3 separate regions of the Homo sapiens genome follow, and all the other regions are linked to region 2. Evidence: chromatin contacts called from ENCODE Hi-C or POLR2A ChIA-PET data. All regions are on one chromosome and are shown on one strand. The core of a region is the stretch at or near the end of the contact, and the rest is flanking DNA. Distances in the headings are between cores, read along the strand shown.

Region 1 (2,700 bases), core at 65-2,564, 670 kb after region 2:
ATCCTGGCTAACACGGTGAAACCCCATCTCTACCAAAAAAATACAAAAAAATTAGCCGGGTGTGGTGGCGGGCACCTGTAGTCCCAGCTACTTGGGAGGCTGAGGCAGGAGAGTGGCCTGAACCTGGGAGGCGGAGCTTGCAGGGAGCTGAGATCACACCACTGCACTCCAGCCTGGGTGACAGAGCAAGACTCCGTCTCAGAAAAAAAAAAAAAAAAGAAGAGTTAGAGTAACCCAAGCGGACAAGCCTGCTCTTGCCCACTTGCCATGTGATGCCCTCTGCCACGTGAGGATGCAGCAAGAAGGCCTTCACCAAATGCCAGCACCATGTGCTTGGACTTCCCAGCCTCCAGAACTATAAGCAATAAATTTCTTGTCTTTATAAATGATCCAGTCTGTAGAATTCTGTTACAGCAATGGACTAAGACAGGCATGATTTGGGGTACAGAGAAGGAAAACTGAGAGGTCACAGAAGAGAGAGGAGGGTGGAAGCTGGGGGAGAGGCACTGATGGAACCAGCTTCCACCCTTCCCTGCAGGGCTTGGAAAGACCCATGAGGACACAAGGGAGAATAAAAGGAAGCAGCCCTGATTGCCATGGCTGGGTCAGGGTCAGGAGGCTAGGACTGCTTTATGTCCCTGCTATAATGGACTTATGGGTTTTTTAAGATTTTTTAAAATAGATTAACTATAGCTCCTAGAGCTGACTCTACTGATAACTTTACCCTGGACTCCCTCCCTGATTTTGACCTTAGTTTGTGTGGCGGGGGGGGGGATGAGAGGCTGCGGTCCAAATGGAATGCAGTTTGCCTGTCCTCTATCAGCATCAATGCATCACCTTTCCCCCGATTTTTACCTCATGATATATTTATGCATTTAACGCATGTTTATTGAGTGAGCTGCATGCAGCAAAATGCACGTAAAAAGCAATTTTTTTTCTTTTTTCTTTGTCCTTTCAACTCCTCTCTCTGGATTTGCCTTGTCCCTGCACTTGAGATGAAAGCTAACCAATACCACGGATTTTCTAGCCACTCTGAGCCATTAAATAAAGAGGCTCTTTAAAACAAACAAACAAAAAAAAAAGTAAAAAACAGTCTACTCAACCTGAAGCTTCTCCCCTCTCAGACTCCTTCACTTCAGGTTTGGAAACTCGGTACCAAGGAGGAAGGCATGGACTTCACCATTTTCTCTCCTCCACCTCTCGTAGCCAGCTGCTAATTCTCAAGCCTCAAGCTGTGAGAGATTGAGAACTGAGGGAAAGGACACAGTACTTGACGGCTCTTACTGTCATGACGCGGCCTTGGTGCCCTCTGGGTTTAGCATGTTTTCCAACGCTTTCCTTTCCAGCCTCACTTAGGCACATTGCAGTTAAAGAATATGGCCACCAGGTGGCAGTAAAGGCCTTTTTTTTTCCTGGCCAGTAGACCCTACCCTCCGGTTTTATATGGCTACATAATTTCTTTAAGATGATGTCAAATATGCTTTCCCTACATTTCAAAAGAAAAGAAAGTAAACACTTAAAACCACAAACTGGTCAACTTAGCAAAAACTAAATATAATTTAAAGATGATGCCCTAGGGAATAAACGTGTAAAGAAAACCTCCCAAGTTGTTAATTATGTAATTACATAACTAATTTACTAAGTCTTTCTCTTCCTCAAATTATTACTGTGTAAGTCTAAATCTTATTCCCAGATCTTGATCATAATTTACCTTCCCTTAATTTAGAGTCAGAAACTTTTCCCCAAAGGCTCCTGTATGGCCAATTGTCATTTAAAGACCTTTATTAATAACAACTATTATACTAATAATATCCATTTGTTTTTTACTATGCACCAGTTACAGTTATGTTACAGTCACTACTTATAGTTATGTGTTGACTACACACAGACTACACACTGCGATAAAACCTAACTGTGGTATTATTTTATCCTCACACCATCCCTACATGTCACCACCACTGCCCCTGCCCGCATTTAGGGTTGCCAGAAAAAATATAGGCCGCACAGTTAAATTTGAATTTCAGATAAACAACAAATAATGTTTTAGCATATGTCCCACGCACCATTAGGGACATAGTTATTGCATGGGACATAAATATTTTATGGGACATATTTACACTAAAAAATAATTATTTATCTGAAATTCAGCTTTAACTGGACATCCTAGATTCTTATTTGATAAATTTGGCAACCTGACCCCCATTTTATGGATAAGGAAACTGAACCTCCAGGAAGGTAAGCAATGTAATGAAGGCTAAGAGCTGGTAAGCAGCACTGTGGAGCTGTGAACCCCAGACCCTCCGAACCGGGTTCCCTCCCTACCATACTGCCCCTCCTTGTTGTCTAGGGAATTATTCTCATCTGCCAGCTGCTGGTAAAATAATCTGCCATCCTCAAGTAAAATAATCCTTGTCACTGTTCTCAACTAAATAGAAGAAAAGCTTTTCTTCCCAGCCAAGAAAGAGTCACTGAAAGACAAATTCTCATGACTGATTTTCCCGTATCTGTCTTCCTTGCCAATTTATCGTTTCTGGAAAAAAAAAAATGAAAATCCCCCTTATTTTTTTCCCCACTGATATTCATATTTTTGTAACTATTTCAAGGCTACCTCTAGTAAACTGAAATGTAAATACAACAGTCCATCCCAATTTGTTCTTCTGGCTTAATTACCTGAAACATAATACAGTAATTTAGAACTAC
Region 2 (2,700 bases), core at 94-2,593:
TCTAGTGTCTTGTTGTGTTACGAACTTTCACCAGGTGGCAGAAGAGTACTGTGAAGAGAAGTCACAAGGATTCACAATCACTCTCCAAAGTAGTGGGAAGTCAAGCAAGAAAGGGTGGCTTGTTCAGAACAGTTGCGATCATTCTGAAAGCAACTCATAAGGGTTGGCAAGTTAAGCTCCAATATGAATTCATTTAGAAACCAGAAAAACAAGAAGAGACTAGCTTGCCAGATGAGAGGAGATTCTGTATGAAAGGAGAGACTTCTAGAAGTGTGGTTGGCAAACCATCCCAAAAGCCTGCACAGTAGGGTAACATGAATGGACCTCATTTAGTTGATTACCTGGAAGTTCAACTGTGGGTATGAAATGTAGGATCAGCTAATATGGTGGCAGAGGAGCTGGTTGCCTATATGGTTTAATTGGAGAATTCCTGAATCTATTTTCTTCCACCCAGTTTCTCTATTATGGTTTATCTGGGGTCAGCCTTTTCTCTAAAAGGTCACTATTATAATGCAAGTACGGAACACCCCCCCTCCCCAGCCCCTTAACTCTTGTTAACTGATATTAATTCTTCTGATTAGTTTATGTCACTTGGAAGAGTGGATTGTCCCAAGGAAAGAATGGAGAACAGGCTAGACCTTGGTGTTGCTAAAGCTAGTGCTGCACTCATGGCTAGGCCAGTGTTCTCCTGTTGAGTAGAAACAATTTCATAGAATGCCAACATCAGAAAAGGCACTCTGTGATCACAATAGAGAAAGAAATAAAATCCACTCTATAATCCTGTCTGAGCACAGATGAAACCAAGAGCGTTGTCTAAAAGTGACCACAAAAATGACCAGTGTGCCCCTATCCTTATTGATATAAGAGATTGCTGCTGCTTTACCAAGGAATGCTTTAGTCAGTCTCGTTTTATTCTTCACACCTTCTAGGTAAGAATTATTAAGATACCCAGTCATGGGATCCTAACAATATCTAACTCAGAGAAAAGATCCACTTCTTTAAACCCTGTCCAAAATCACTTAACACGAGGTTTGGCAAGAGAGCACCTGACGTTCAGAGAGAGATGAAAACTAGGGAAAGAATGTACCAAAGGAAAGGAAAGAGATGATGAAGCCAAAACCTCAGGGCTTTACAGTGGGGCCTTGAGTGGGCTCTTGTTTCAATGTATTCAGTAACCAGAAGCCAGGGACCCTGCTTGCACTGCCTGCCACTGACATTTCTCCTCTGATCTAAGTCTCTGCTTAACAAAGAAGCCTGTGGCTACTCTTAAAGTCTCCCCATCTGGAATGGGGGTGAGTTTGTTCAGCTCACTCCTTCTTCTCCTTCCTGAGCAGCTGACTTATTCTGATGTGGTTTTGCGGTTATACAGTAAGCAGCACTGCTTATGTGGACATGGTGTACTTTCAGTTTCTGAAAGTGAGTCATGTTGACTTTCCTCTGAGGAGTAAGAGTGACCCTTGCTTAAAAGGACAACATGACTAGAAGGAAGAAACACCAGAGGCCACCAGGACCAGAATGTTTACCAATGTAGGCAGTCACTAGTTTTTAGGAGTAGTTTGTGTCATCTTTTTAAACAAGGTAAACTAGGAAGAAACATTTGGTTTTGAATCTTTGAGTGTTTGCCAATGTTTGAAGTACTTATCTATTTTTACTCATCATTTAAAGTGATGTTTGTGGCTAAGAGCTCAAGATCTACAAACATACTTAAATAAGTTTACATTTGGTCAGCTGGAACCTGATGGGGACATTTCCAAGAGGATCACTTGCTAGTATTACATCTTTAATTTTCATGTATGTTAATGGCTTGTGATATTGGACTATTCATCCAGGCCCTAAGAAATCTCAGCAGGTCTATTGAGAATCAAAATTAAGGCTGTACATAGCCACTATACAGAATAAGGAGTTTCTTGTAATCTAACTCTCCTTCGTGGTCTTATTTGGTTAATTTTTTCATGATAACATGTAGAGCCAATATGGGCTCTTGTCACCACTTCTGCATCCTTGCAAGCATTGTTAATTGTCTTATGTTTTTCTTGCTTAGCCAGGATGTAGCCTCAAGATACTTCCCGTCACCATGCTCCTGACAGCCACTGCTGTCAGATCACAGTAGATAAGTGAGATCAAGCCCACTTGCATGTCTGCCCTAGAATCTCCATTTAACTTTGCTCTTGGGTATCCAAATCATAGGAGTGCCGCTGTCCTCCAATCAAGGAGACTGTCTTTCTTTCCTCAATAATTAAATCCCTCTGGGTCCAAGAAAGCGCGAATAGAATTATTGTCAAATTCTATATCACTGAGCCATCATCACTACCTATTGCCTTGGTAAGTCATTTGGGCAATTGGAGAGAATAAGAAAAGCCCAGTAGTGAAGCAGCATGTATTAAATAATTAGTGAGATATTCAAGACAGTTTATATTTCACAAGTATATAAAAATTGCTATTACTTCACGGGACTGAATTTCCTTTTCTATTTTCTCTTTCTTTCTTTCTTTCTTTCTTTCTTTCTTTCTTTCTTTCTTTCTTTCTTTCTTTCCTTCCTTCCTTCCTTCCTTCCTTCCTTCTTTTTTTTGAGATGGCGTCTTGCTCTGTTGCCCAGGCTAGAGTGATCACAGCTCACTGCAACCTCTGCCTCCCAGGCTCAAGCGATCTTCACACCTCAGCCTCCTGAGTAGTTGGAACTACAAGTATGCACCACCAAGC
Region 3 (2,700 bases), core at 36-2,535, 590 kb after region 2:
CTGGAGTGCAATGGCGCGATCTCGGCTCACTGCAACCTCCACCTCCCAGGTTCAAGCAATTCTCCTGCTGCAGCCTCCTGAGTAGCTGGGATTACAGGCGCCCACCACCATGCCAGGCTAATTTTTGTATTTTTAGTGGAGACGGGGTTTCACCATGTTGGCCAGGCTGATCTCGAACTCCTGACCTCAGGTGATCCACCCGCCTTGGCCTCCCAAAGTGCTAGGATTACAGGCATCGGCCACTGCACCCAGCCTTCTTTCCTCTTTTCAAAACCCAGAAAGTAAAAGATGTATAGTCTCAGAATGTTGTGCCTTTCGAATTCGTATTTCAGTACTTCCAGTTTTCTGATCGAGTCTCAGTAACAATTACTGCAAACTTCTGTTTTTAAAAGCAGTATTGTATTTTGGTTTTCTTGGAAAACACCACTGGGAAGGTACATACACACTGTTATCACAATGACGCATCTTCAAGAGGAAGTGAACACATTTAATTAGGACATGAAAGATTTGGAAACCTTAGTAGTCAAAAATAAAACTAGACACTTCAGAAAGGAAATCTAAACTACTTTCCTTTCAAAAGGACTAAATGAAAGTTCATCAAAATAAAGTTAAGAGCCAACACATGAAAAGAGCAAAGTGATTAATGGTGTCCCTTCATCAAAACTTTTGGAATTTAACAAAGATTTTTGTTCTTCAACTCAAAATTGGCATCTCCTTCAGGGGGCAAGTTACTATCACTTTTACTTACTTATCTCTAGGAGCCTTAAGATAAAGAGAAAAAGTTTGCAGTCAGAAGACATGAGTTCTATTTCTTTTCCTGCAACTTGTCCAGCTGTGTAAAATAGAGAAAAGAACAGATTTCTGCCTGATTTACAGAGCTATAATGCCTCTCAGACATGATAACATAGGTGAAACTTCTTTGCAAATAACAAAGCTCAAGATCAGTGGTTCTCAAATGCTTTTGTTCCCAGGACATATTGGCCAATATCTGGAGACATTTTTGGTTGTCATATCTCAGAGTGCAGGTGCTACTTGGCATCTAGTAAGTGGTCCAGGCCAGGGGTGCTGCCAAACATCCTACAATGTACAGGACAGCTTCTTACAACAAAAAAATTACCCAGCCCAAATGCCAATAGTGATAAGGTTAAGAAACCCTGCCTCAGACAAATGTAAGCTACTCCCAGCTTCTCAAGCAATGTCTGGGGCCTAGGGACATCTCCTAGGTATGCCTGAATGACTGTAATCCTGAGCAGACGTTCACTGTCCTCTGATCCAGCTGCTCTCACTCAGCAAGAGTGAGGAAGCAAAGTAGTCCTTCCCTTTCTGTCATGGCCCACAGCCCGAGGAGTGAGTTGCTGCACAAGGGCTGAGGGGAAGACTAACAAACCCTTGTCTGACTCAAACTTACTAACACTCACTTTCCCTAGCTGCCTTCCAGGGAAACCAGCTGGTTGAAAACATACTCTCCAAATGGATTGAACATGTAGCTACTCAGGAGGCTGAGGCAGGAGAATTGCTTGAACCCAGGAGGCGGAGGATGCAGTGAGCTGAGACTGTGCCATTGCACTCCAGCCTGGGTGATAGAGCAAGACTCTGTCTCAAAATAAATAAATTAATTAATTAAATAAAATAAACATCTGTTGGGCCAGGTGCGGTGGCTCATGCCTGTAATCCCAGCACTTTGGGAGGCCAAGGCGGGTGGATCACGAGGTCAGGAGTTCAAGACTTGCCTGACCAATATGGTGAAATCCCATCTCTACTAAAAATACAAAAAATTAACCATGCGTGGTGGCACGCACCTGCAGTCCCAGCTACTCAGGAGGCTGAGGCAGGAGAATCACTTGAACCCGGGAGGCAGTAAGCCAAGATCAGGCCACTGCACTCCAGCCTGGGTGACAGAGCAAGACTCCATCTCAAAAAAATAAATAAATACATAAATAAACATTTGTTGCACATCCACCTGCTTTCCATTGAGGAGGATATAGAAAATATACATCTCCTGTTTAGTAAATAAAATCTCTGCCATCACCATATACAAGTTTAGAATTTAGTAAATGACACAACACAAACAACCAGTAAAGAATCCCAGACAATTCTGTTCATTCAAAATTACATGCGATATCACGCAGTGGCCAGGATAAAGACATGGATCAGAAGAAATGGAAAGGCCTTCAGGACACAAGGGGCAACAAAGGAAGGGTGGCTAGGATAGGTGTAGTTAACTGTATGTTTCAATATGACTTGACACAGGGTACACAGGCATTTTGGCAAGCCTTATTCTGGGTGTGTCTGTGAGGGTGTTTCTGGATGAATTAACACTTGAGTTAGTAATCTGAATAAAGCAAATTGCCCTCCCTAATGTGGACGGGCCCCATCCAATCAGCTGAAGGCCTGAAAAAAAAACATAAAAGCTGACCCTCTTGCAAGTCAGAAGGAATTCCTCCTACCTGCTGCCTTCACGTTGAGACATCGGTTTTTCCTGTTTCCAGACTCTGCTATAGACTGAATGTTGGTATCCCCCAAAACTCATATGCTGAAGCCCTAGCCCATAATGTGATGGTCTTTGGAGGTGGGGCCTTTGAGAGGTTATTAAATGAGATCATGAGGATGGGGCCCCCGTGATGGGAATAGAACACTATTCCCATCATAAGAGGAGATAAGAAGAGGAGAAACCAGAACCCCTCTCCCTCCAACTCCTGA

The links. Hi-C counts contacts between places; a loop is a spot of excess contacts on that map. ChIA-PET counts read pairs that join two places held with the same protein, here RNA polymerase II (POLR2A). Pooled maps may share reads with other maps.
Region 1: a map of OCI-LY7 shows a loop between it and region 2 (6-fold over the local background). The contact joins two enhancer-like sites. A Hi-C loop is called at or near these places in 69 of 168 maps with a recorded cell type or tissue (A673, B cell, CD14-positive monocyte and 45 more), 37 of 37 single-sample maps with no recorded cell type and 39 of 50 pooled maps. POLR2A ChIA-PET finds 5 or more read pairs at or near these places in 9 of 52 experiments (A549, CD4-positive, alpha-beta T cell, MCF 10A and 6 more).
Region 3: a map with no recorded cell type shows a loop between it and region 2 (10-fold over the local background). The contact joins two enhancer-like sites. A Hi-C loop is called at or near these places in 1 of 168 maps with a recorded cell type or tissue (PC-3), 10 of 37 single-sample maps with no recorded cell type and 8 of 50 pooled maps. POLR2A ChIA-PET finds 5 or more read pairs at or near these places in 1 of 52 experiments (BJ).

What each region holds. Positions count from the first base shown.
Region 1 is chr1:173,419,142-173,421,841 of GRCh38, forward strand. All of the region lies in intron 1 of PRDX6-AS1 (PRDX6 antisense RNA 1), which reads right to left. All of the region lies in intron 2 of LOC100506023 (a long non-coding RNA gene), which reads right to left. It also overlaps a transcript of TNFSF4 not described here. Among named protein-coding and RNA genes, the nearest start is that of PRDX6-AS1, 41 kb to the right of the region's middle. RefSeq lists an enhancer at 1,139-1,238. Within about 2 kb of position 1,315, at least 5 of the 41 ENCODE cell types and tissues checked have a DNase peak (open chromatin) inside an H3K27ac peak, as active enhancers do; they include OCI-LY7 and transverse colon, where a contact is called at or near this core.
Region 2 is chr1:172,745,113-172,747,812 of GRCh38, forward strand. No RefSeq gene overlaps it. Among named protein-coding and RNA genes, the nearest start is that of FASLG, 87 kb to the left of the region's middle. Within about 2 kb of position 1,344, at least 14 of the 41 ENCODE cell types and tissues checked have a DNase peak (open chromatin) inside an H3K27ac peak, as active enhancers do; they include OCI-LY7, PC-3 and transverse colon, where a contact is called at or near this core.
Region 3 is chr1:173,330,931-173,333,630 of GRCh38, forward strand. The region is part of intron 2 of LOC100506023 (a long non-coding RNA gene); the gene reads right to left. It also overlaps a transcript of TNFSF4 not described here. Among named protein-coding and RNA genes, the nearest start is that of TNFSF4, 120 kb to the left of the region's middle. Within about 2 kb of position 1,286, at least 8 of the 41 ENCODE cell types and tissues checked have a DNase peak (open chromatin) inside an H3K27ac peak, as active enhancers do; they include PC-3, where a contact is called at or near this core.